2 separate regions of the Homo sapiens genome follow, and region 1 is linked to region 2. A link is a loop called in an ENCODE intact Hi-C map of the cell type or tissue named here. Cell type or tissue: heart right ventricle. All regions are shown on one strand. Each heading gives the region's core, and the rest is flanking DNA. Links, peaks and the distances in the headings are about the cores only. Region 1 holds the start of GJD4 (gap junction protein delta 4). Region 2 overlaps LINC02634 (long intergenic non-protein coding RNA 2634).

The links. A loop is a pair of places that touch in the nucleus more often than their neighbours do. Peaks named below come from ENCODE experiments on the same cell type or tissue, not always from the same donor. Only the 100,000 strongest peaks of a DNase experiment are listed, where the experiment ranks them.
Region 1: a loop joins it to region 2, with 3 times the contacts of the local background. A loop is called at or near these places in 42 of 110 quality-filtered maps.

The regions. Positions count from the first base shown.
Region 1 is chr10:35,602,710-35,608,082 of GRCh38, forward strand. GJD4 (gap junction protein delta 4) reads left to right here and starts at 2,632. Exons shown (of 2, transcript NM_153368.3): 1 at 2,632-2,922; 2 at 4,869-5,373. The coding sequence starts at 2,859. GJD4-AS1 (GJD4 antisense RNA 1) reads right to left here. Exons shown (of 2, transcript NR_199600.1): 1 at 4,817-5,373; 2 at 1,853-3,256. In heart right ventricle, for the core only: no CTCF peak of the experiment used is centred there; no DNase peak of the experiment used is centred there; H3K4me3 peaks cover 613 bases; H3K27me3 peaks cover 1,744 bases.
Region 2 is chr10:35,237,367-35,242,739 of GRCh38, forward strand. LINC02634 (long intergenic non-protein coding RNA 2634) reads right to left here. Exons shown (of 3, transcript XR_930819.3): 2 at 1,061-1,185. Among named protein-coding and RNA genes, the nearest start is that of LINC02634, 4.6 kb to the right of the region's middle. In heart right ventricle, for the core only: a CTCF peak has its summit at 2,817 (motif pointing right); no DNase peak of the experiment used is centred there.

The DNA.
Region 1 (5,373 bases), core at 238-5,237, 370 kb after region 2:
GAGAGGTGAGGCCAAGGCTGAGTGCCATGTAGTGCTATTGTTCTCTTTCCTTTTTGCTAACACTTTCTTCTTTTTTCTAGATACAGGGTCTTGCTTTGAGGCCCAAGGTAGAGTGCAGTGGCATGATCATGGCTCACTGCAGCCTTGACCTCCTGGGCTCAAGTGATCCTCCCACCTCAGCCTCCTGAGTAGCTGGGATCACAAGCATGCCAACACTTGGTTAATTTAAAAACATTTTTGTAGAGATGAGGCTCTCTATGTTGCCCAGGGTGATCACTTGAACTTCCGGCCTCAAGTGATCCTCCATCCTCGGCCTCTCAAAGTGCTGGGATTACAGATGTGAGCCACAGGGCCCATGCTGACCACTTGCGTTTAGTGAACTATCCCAGTTTGGCATCTTGTACACTTCAGCCCGACTCCCAGCTGGTTTCTTTGGCCATGGGTTGAACACAGCACTCCCCACATCTTCTCTCTAATCCACAGACACATACAGAAACCTTCCCATCGGTGCTGGGATGCTCTTACAGAGAGTCGGGAGTTGATGCCCAGATGCCTCCACCTTCTCTGCTTCCCTTACCTCCAGCTAGCTTCAGGTAGCCACTGGAGTTAGGATTTCTTTTCTTTTTTGAGATGTAGTCTCGCTCTGTCACCCAGGCTAGAGTACAGTGGTGTGTGATCTGGGCTCACTGCAACCTCCGCCTCCTGAGTTCAAGTGATTCTCCTGACTCAGCCTCCCAAGTAGCTGGGACTACAGGTGCCCACCACCATGCCCGGCTAATTATTGTATTTTTAGTAGAGATGGGGTTTCGCCATGTTGGCCAGGCTAGTCTTGAACTCCTGACCTCAGGTGATCCACCCACCTCAGCCTCCCAAAGTGCTGGGATTTACAGGCGTGAGCCACCGCGCCTGACCAGAGTTAGATTTCCAAGTAAAGCAAAATGTCACCTAGCAGGAGAGAGGAAAAAAAGAGAAAGAGAAAAAAGACAAGGAATGGGGATGGGGTAGACTTCAAGGAGGAAGAGCAAAGGTGACCAGGATGAGAAGGGAGATGGGTGGGCATGGGCTGCTCAGAAGATGCCCTGAAGGGTGGGACCAGAGGAGCCAACCCTGAGAAGCGCCTGTCACTGACACTGGGTCATTCTTTACATTTCAAAATCATTTTCACATCTCTGGTCACATTTGCATATCACAGTCACTGTGAGTGGGTGAAGAACACATTCTTTTTTTCTGCTTCACTGATGAGAAAACCGAAGCATGAAAAGCTGCAGTGATTTGCTCATGGTCGCGCAGGGCTAATTTATTCCACATTTGGGATGGGCTATTTCTATCACACAGCAAGAGTCAGTAATTGCTTTCCTGATATTTCATTTTTTTTTTAAAGCCAATACCATGAGCAGTCTATTAGGAGACAAATTCTCCTTTATTTTATACTTACACCCTGTGACTATTTCAATATTTTTACTTAACTACAATTTCTCAAATTTCCTTGCTCATGTCGAAGCATTTGACTAAAATATAGCAAAACCACTGTTCCTTTCAAGGGGGTCAAAACGTTTTCCGTGGATGGGAGCATGTCATGTGAGCAAAGATGAAAGTAGCTTTGTTGCACTCTTCTGGGAATCTTTCTAGGGATATTACTAAAGTCAAGAATAGATCAGAAATGAAGAAAAGATGGGGATATAAAGAATAGCTTTCATGGAAAATTGAAATCATTCCTTTTAAAGTTTACAATTTCCACCCTGATCATAGATCCCCAACCCTGCAGGATGGGTTCTTCCCAGATATGAAGGTGGCTGCAGCGATAGGATTTTGACGCAACTGTGATTGATGTCAGCAGGTCCAGACCGTGATATTTCATGACAGATTTAACAGACATTTATTAAGTAGATTCAATGGGAACAGCTCCAGGCTAGATGGGGCTGGGAGATACAAAGGGAAGATGTAATCTGTGAAGGTCGTAGAGGCCAATTAGGGATTGAAATCCCACGGATATGGGTTGTCGTACACCCACTTCACACCAGTTGCTCTTATTCTACACCATCATTTCACATAAGCCTCCCACAAATGGCAAGTGGAATGGCATGATTCTCCTTATTGCAAGATGAGGCTATCTGGAAGGATCCAATGACTTCCCCAGTGAGTAGGGGGCTGCCCCGGGCTTTGCACCCAGGCTTTTGTCTCCAAGCGAAGAGTTGTCACTCACTGCACAGGAAGCAGCAGGAGAATAACCAAGTCACGGTCTAAAGTTGGGACACCCAACTGAGTTTCAGATTTCTGCCTGCACCAATGACACAGGAATTCAGAATAAGGGCGAGATCCTTGTGGGTTCGTGTGATGGTGGCATGGCGATTCATGCTTGATTGAGAAGACAAAACGTGAACACTTTAAGGGCTTCTTGCACAAGTGAAGTGGTTGTGGAAATGTTTTCAAGGAGGAAATGCCTTTTTAATAGAGAAATTTACTTGGCTAGTTAGCAGAAGTTTTCTTTCTTGGGTTAAAAGTAGTTGCTGCTATTATATCCTGAAGCATCTGGCTGTCCTGGTGGGGACATATGAGCGCTGCCACAGGCCGGGAATATCCCAGGCGAGTAAGAATAGCCCACAATAAGAGATGACTGCTGCTTGCTCTGCTGGTCACTGCAGTTGTCAGGAATGTTTCGCCTCAGAGGCAAACGGCTTAGGGCCGTCTCAACTTGGAGACAGAAAAACCCACCTCCTACTCCTGGCTCAGACCTTTGCTTTCTTATCTCCAGCTCACACCTTTAAGTCTTATGTAGTTAAAGGACATTTATCCGCCTCCTTGGAGAACACAGCCCTCCAGTGTCTCCTGCAGCCTGGAGCCTGGGACATTCTGGAAGCATGGAAGGCGTGGACTTGCTAGGGTTTCTCATCATCACATTAAACTGCAACGTGACCATGGTGGGTGAGTATTGGGACCATCTCCAAACTCCTGCGCTGTTTTTATTTCCACTGCCATGGTGGAATTGAGTCCTTAAAGGGTCCAGGTATTTACTCATTTTCAGTGTGCAAGCACCAAGCTGAAAGTCCACCCACTCCCAAAAGAAAGGGCTGTGCCTTTCTGGAGGGAAGAGAGCTGAGGCTTCTAGTTTCTTTGAATGGTTCCGCGGTTCCTCCGTCATGTAAGGGAGTCTTGCGTTTGACATTGTTCTCTCACAGATCATCCTGTGCTGACACTGGGGTGCTGACTCCAAAGACCAAAGCAGGTGGAGGGGTGTTTGTGTGCAACCCTGGTGTGGCTACGTTACCAGGAAAAGGAACAGAACAACAAATGTTAATCAGAAGGTGATACCTTTAGGTTTTATTCTGGAAGCTTGGTTTTTTTTTTTTGTTTTTGGAGACAGAGTCTCACTCTGTTGCCCAGGCTGGAGTGCAGTGATGCAATCTCAGCTCACTGCAACCTCTGCCTCCCGGGTTCAAGTGATTCTCCTGCCTCAGCCTCCCGAGTAGCTGGGACTACAGGCGCCTGCCACCACGCCCAGCTAATTTTCTGTGTTTTTAGTAGAGACGGGGTTTCACCGTGTTAGCCAGGATGGTCTCGATCTCCTGACCTCGTGAGCCACCCGCCTTGGCTTCCCAAAGTGCTGGGATTACAGGCGTGAGTTACCACGCCTGGCCTGGAAGCTTAATTTTTAAGGAGTAGCCATTTCTCTTGTGCACTTTAAACCAAATCCCAAGTTTAGTTATTTTTTTTAACAAAGAAAATAATAGATTTTTGTTTAATGCAGACGACTCACATTTTCAGAGAGGTATGGGGGTCAGAAAAGGATGAATATATGCCGGAGATGCAGTTGATACTTTTCTGGCTCATTATTTTGTAGATTTAGACAAAACCAACTTGATGTTAAAAGTTCAACTCAATGACTCATCACATAATGATATTATTCTTTGTTTGACTGTCTTTACATATTTATTTTTGTTTTGTTTTTATGATGTCAGGCGATGTTTCTCTCATCACAAAACACAATATTCACAAGTTATTTTGGCTGAGTTTTAAACATGTTTCGAAACAGTTGGCCGGTGCCATGAAAATAGGGCTTGACAGTTATTTTGGTTTTCTAGCTTGGTGTCATTCCTTCACGATACATTGAAGAAAGACAAGCCCCATTCATTCCTAATAACTGGAAAAGGGGAAGAGGAATTCTGAATGATTAAAAAATCTGAAAAATGGAATGTTCATAAAGAAATTCAATTTCAAGGGCCGTAGACTAACATTAAATACAAGCCCTGTGATTAAATAGAGATCCCTGGACTGTTGTCATAAGTAAGATTTACTGAAATCAGCAGCTCGAATTGGCAGTTACAGAAATACACCAACCTCTTTTAAAAGGCTTATTCTCCTAAGAAGAAAATTTAAATCTTATTTAAATCATTAATTTGCTCAGCCAAACTTTCTTTCTGGACCTATCAGTCCAGGAGACATTACCAAAAGTCTGAATTAGCAGACAGATTAAAACACTTTTAATATAATGCTTTTTAAAAATCTACTCATCTTGAAGCATCTTACAAACAAGGATGTTCAGTGCTCAGTAAATATTTGTCAAATGAACTACCTGATGCTGTGAGTAAAGACAAGCTGACAGGTGTGGTGGCTCATGCCTGTAATCCCAGCTACTCAAGAGGCCAAGGCGGCAGGAGCACTTGAGGCCAGGAGTTCAAGACCAGCCTGGGCAATATAGCACGACCCTGTGTCCAACAACAACAACAACGACAACACAAACAAACAGAAAACTAAAGACATGCTTATTGACGTTTCAATTTCCCAATCTCAGCCCCAATAGACACTTTAAAGCTGTTACTCAGGGCAGTGTATTCGGGGTGATGAGGCCATGCCCGCTTCCTCTCTTCCAGGAAAGCTCTGGTTCGTCCTCACGATGCTGCTGCGGATGCTGGTGATTGTCTTGGCGGGGCGACCCGTCTACCAGGACGAGCAGGAGAGGTTTGTCTGCAACACGCTGCAGCCGGGATGCGCCAATGTTTGCTACGACGTCTTCTCCCCCGTGTCTCACCTGCGGTTCTGGCTGATCCAGGGCGTGTGCGTCCTCCTCCCCTCCGCCGTCTTCAGCGTCTATGTCCTGCACCGAGGAGCCACGCTCGCCGCGCTGGGCCCCCGCCGCTGCCCCGACCCCCGGGAGCCGGCCTCCGGGCAGAGACGCTGCCCGCGGCCATTCGGGGAGCGCGGCGGCCTCCAGGTGCCCGACTTTTCGGCCGGCTACATCATCCACCTCCTCCTCCGGACCCTGCTGGAGGCAGCCTTCGGGGCCTTGCACTACTTTCTCTTTGGATTCCTGGCCCCGAAGAAGTTCCCTTGCACGCGCCCTCCGTGCACGGGCGTGGTGGACTGCTACGTGTCGCG
Region 2 (5,373 bases), core at 193-5,192:
TACAAAAATTAGCTGGGTATGGTGGCTTGCCTCTGTAATCCCAGTTACTTGGGAGGCTGAGACAGGAGAATTGCTTGAACCCGGGAGGCGGAGGTTGCAGGGGGCCGAGATTGAGCCACTGCACTCTAGCCTGGGTGCCAGAGTGAGACTCTGTCTCAAAAAAAAAAAAAGAATTTCCCGAGATGTACTTATGCAAATAGCAACTCAATCTAATAAGCCTCTTCATGGAATGCCCAGGAGGTTATTTTCCAGGTTTCAATGAAGTTTTTACCAATAAACAAGAGGTGCTTCTTGGAGAGGGCATAGAACAGGCAGCCTCAACGATCCCCATCCTCACAAATTCACTCCCAGGAATAGACTAAGGCAGCAAAAGACTCTTGTTGCCACAGATGATAAAAGATGGCGTTTTTACATACAGTGCTTCTAGTATCCCACACATTTATGGGGGGCCACCAGTCATACACCTATTAATCTGTGACACGAGGCAGGCTCTCCTGGGATTGGACTTTCCCAGGACTAACCAGGCAGCAGGGGTTGAGACAACAAAAGCACCTTATAAATAGGACTCATTGGCCGGGCGCAGTGGCGCGTGCCTGTAATTCCAGCTACTCAGGAGGCTGATGCAAGAGAATCGCTTGAACCTGGGAAGCGGAGGTTGCAGTGGGCTGAGATCACACCACTGCACCCCAGCCTGGGTGACAGAGCGAGACTCTATCTAAAAAAAAACAATGACAACAACAAAAAAACTGCAGAGCCAGCTGGCACAGTGGGCTTCTGGGGGTTCTAGATCCATGTTCTACCCTAGGGCACCCCTCTTTATGACAGATCAATACCAAAATACAAGGGAAAAGACTGAGAGAAAAAGGATCAGACAATACCAATATTCATGCCTAAAAATATACCAGAATCGCTACGTAACCCAAGACTAGTCACACAAATCCTTTTCTCCAATTAATCAAGATTTTAGGCAAGGGAAAAGAGACAAACAGTGATTTCTGCTGTCTGCTTGACCGGATTTCACGGAGAGAGGCCGGAAGCCTGGCTGGTAGGAATTTCTTACCCTTCTGATGCTTTGTCAGGTCCTGGGTTCCCTGGACTGTGGCTTCCAGAAAAGTAGAGCAGCTTTAGGATCCTGTCTGTGACGCCAACACTGTAGGGGCCAAGGGAAACCTTCCCAAAGGTTTGCTGAACATCAACAGACAAAGGCAGATTATTAAGAGACAAAGCTTGCAAATCTATTAACATGCATAGGGGAAAATCACAGAACGATCACCCCAGCTTCCCAGTGAAGCACAGAAGCTTTTCTGCCTTTTTTTTTTTTTTTTTTGAGACAGAGTCTCGCTCTGTTGCCCAGGCTAGAGTGCAGTGGTGCCATCTCGGCTCACTGAAACCTCCACCTCCCAGGTTCAAGTGATTCTCATGCCTCAGCCTCCAGAGTAGCTGGGAATACCCCACCACCACACCCGGCTAATTTTTTGGATTTTTAGTAGATATGGGGTTTGGCCATGTTGGCCAGGCTGGTCTTGAACTCCTGACCTCAAGTGATCCACCCACCTGGGCCTCCCAAAGTGTTGGGATTACAGGTGTGAGCCACCAGGCCCAGACTTTTCTACCTTTTTTTTTTGAGACGGAGTCTCGCTCTGTTGCCCAGGCTGGAGTGCAGTGGCAGGATCTCGGCTCACTGCAAACTCCGCCTCCCAAGTTCATGCCATTCTCCTGCCTCAGCCTCCCAAGTAGCTGGGACTACAGGCACCTGCCACCACGCCCTGCTAATTTTTTGTATTTTTTTTAGTAGAGACAGGGTTTCACTGTGTTAGCCAGGATGGTCTCGATCTCCTGACCTTGTGATCCGCCCGCCTCGGCCTCCCAAAGTGCTGGGATTACAGGCGTGAGCCACCACACCCAGCCTCTACCATTTTGAGATTACAGAAAAAATGGGGGCTCCGAGCATGGCCCCAAAAAGTTTATGGTGGTAAGTCAGGTGACAGTGGCAAGACAGATTATGGATGGGAGAGAAAAGGACGCCTGGCTAGCAAAGGTGGTCTTGTTATGCAGCTGAAACCTCACGGGTAGCAGCCCTCAGAGAGAAGAGGTGGGAAATATTCCTTTCAGATCTTGAGAGATGTCAGACTCTCAGTTCATCTTTCCTAGATCTGGACCAGGGAGGACCTCAGAAAGCCTGGCTGCAGGGATGCAGATTTGCTCTACAGATGCAAAAAGCTCAACGCAAAAGACAGCTTTGCAGGGCTGCTTAGCTCTCTGAAGAGCTATCTCAAAATATGTCAACAAAGGATATTTTGGGGTGAAATATTTTGGTTTCCTTCAATATCTCAGGTCCTTTGGAGCTTAAAATCAAGTTATCTGACCAGACCTATGATCTGATTTCTTTTGAGAACTTAGAAGAAAACTTAGAATGAAATAACAAGAACAAGCCATGGGAATGTTGGGAAAATGAGAGGCTGGAGTTGGATGTTTTGATCCTCAGAATCCTCACTTAACAAATGAGGAGTAAAACACTGTATATATAGTGTATGTCTCTATATACAGATATACAGAGTTGCTGGATTAATGTATTTGGGACATTCTTAGGTTAAAAAATTAATTTTTAAATCTGAACTGTAAATATTACTGGGTGTCCTGTATTTTTATTTGCTAAATCTGGCAGCCTTAGTAATTTTAAACAAAAAAATTAAATATAATGTTTGCTAAAAAATAGACTCTATTAATCAATTTCAATCATTTTCTCCAAAACCTTCCTAGGAGAAATTACTGTTTTAAGAGGGCCAAGGTGTTTAAGTCGCGCTGACTAAAATTTGCTAACTGACCTCTAGAGGGAGCCAAATTGATAAAGAAACCGAAATGACATCCTAAATCCAGAGAATTTCTCTCTTTTTCCTTTTCTTTTTTTTTTTTTTTTTTTTTGATGGAGTCTTGCTCTGTCGCCCAGGCTGGAGTGCAATGGCGCGATCTCGGCTCACTGCAACCTCCACCTCCCGGGTTCAAGCGATTCTTCTGCCTGAGCCTCCAGAGTAGCTGGGATTACAAGCTCGCACCACCACCCCTGGCTAATTTCTTCTGTTTTTAGTAGTGACTTTTAGTATTTTTCGTAGACATGACCGGGCGCGGTGGCTCACGCCTGTAATCCCAGCACTTTGGGAGGCTGAGGCGGGCGGATCACGAGGTCAGGAGATTGAGACCATCCTGGCTAACATGGTGAAACCCCGTCTCTACTAAAAAAAATACAAAAAAAATTAGCCGGGTGTGGTGGTGGGCGCCTGTAGTCCCAGTTACTCAGGAGGCTGAGGCAGGAGAATTGCTTTAACTAGGGAGGCGAAGGTTACAGTGAGCCGAGTTTTTGCCACTGCACTCTAGCCTGGCGACAGAGCAAGACTCCGTCTCAAACAACAACAACAACAACAAAATGATGCCATTATAACAATCTATGACCCAGCCAGGTTTGTCTCAAAATATAAAGAGGGAGAGGCCGGGCACGGTGGCTCACACCTGTAATCCTAGCACTTTGGGTGGCAGAGGTGGGCAGATCACTTGAGGCCAGGAGTTCGAGACCAGCTTGGTCAACATGATGAAACCCCGTCTCCAGTAAAAATACAAAAATTAGCCGGGCGTGATGGTGCGCACCTTTAATCTCAGCTACTCAGGAGGCTGAGGCAAGAGAATTGCTTGAACCTGGGAGACAGAGGTTGCAGTGAGCCGAGATCATGCCACCATACTCCAGCCTGGGCAAGAGAGTGACAGTCCATCTCAAAAAAAAAAAAAAAAAAAAAAAAAAAAAAAGACAGCATTTGGGGCCGAGTGTGGTGGCTCATACCCGTAGTCCCAGCATTTTGGGAGGCCAAGGCAGGAGGATCCTTGAGGCCACAAGTTCAATGCCAGGCTGTGCAACATCTCTACAAAAAACACATTAGCTGGGCATGGTGTTTCATGCTGGTAGTCCCAACTACTCAGGAGGCTGAGGCAGGAGGATCACTTGAGCCCAAGAGTTGGAGGCTGCAGTGAACTATGCACCACTGCACCCCAGCCTGGGTGACAAAGACCCTGTTTCATTTAAAAAATAATAATTTTAATGAATTATTTAATTCAAATAAAGAGGGAACACTTGGAATTTAGAAAACCCTATCTCTTCAAAAGCCTATTTTGCAAGTCTGTGGTCTCAGAAAATTTCAAAAGCAAAGACTAGACTGCAAAAATTGAACATTTACTCTTTCTCTTTGCCTTTTTTTTTTTCTTTGACAGAGTCTCACTCTGTCTCCCAGGCTGGAGTGCAGTGGCACGATCTTGTGCCTCAGCCTCCTGAGTAGCTGGGACTACAGGTGTGCGCCACCACACCTGGCTAATTTTTTGTATTTTTAGTAGAGATGGGGTTTCACTATGTTGGCCAGGCTGGTCTTGAACTTCTGACCTCAGGTGATCCACCGGCCTTGGCCTCCCAAAGGGTTGGGATTACAGGCGTGAGCCACCGTGCCTGGCCTTGCCTTCTTGACACAAAAATTATAATCCTGCATGAGGCAGATGCGTGATGCCAACAGAATAAGGAAAGGTCATATACATGTCGGGGGACCCAAGCATATTATGTATTTAATATCCCAATAATGACCCTTACAATGTTATTCAGTGTCACAGCCAATCTGGCTTCATCAAGTACCTTTTTTTTTTTTTAAGAGAGATGGGGTCTTGATATGTTGTCCAGGCTGTAGTGCAGTGGCTATTCACAGATGTGATCATAGCACACTGTGGGCTCTAACTCCTGGGCTGAAAGTGACCCCCTCCCACCTGAGCCTCCCCAGTAGCTCTCTGCTAATTTCTTTTCTTTTTTTTTTCTTTTTGAGACAAGGTCTTGCTTTGTCACCCAGGCTGGGGTGCAGTGGCTATTCACAGGCATGATCATAGTGCATTGCAGCCTCAACCTACCAGACTCAAGTGGTCCACCCATCTCAGTCTCCTGAGTAGCTGGAACTACAGGCACATGCCAGCACACTTGGCTATTTTTTTTTTTTTTTTTTGGTAGAGACAGGGTCCCACTTTGTTGCTCTGGCTGATCTTGAACTCCTGGGATTAAGCAGTCCTCCCACCTCAGCCTCCCACACTGCTAGGATTACAAGTATGAGCCACCACACCTAGCTCCTGCTAATTAAAAAAAATGTTTTTTAGAAACAGGGCCTGGCTATGTTGTCTCAAACTCCTGGCCTCAAGCAATTCTCCTGCCTCAGCCTCCTGAGTAGGTGGTACCACAAGTGCATGCCACCATGCCCGGCCTCAAGTACTTTCCTATGTCTAATGTTTAGCCAGTAGTTATTCAAATCCAAGCAAAGAAAAATAATTCCTAACCTCTTAGCACTCACATTCTTGATTAGA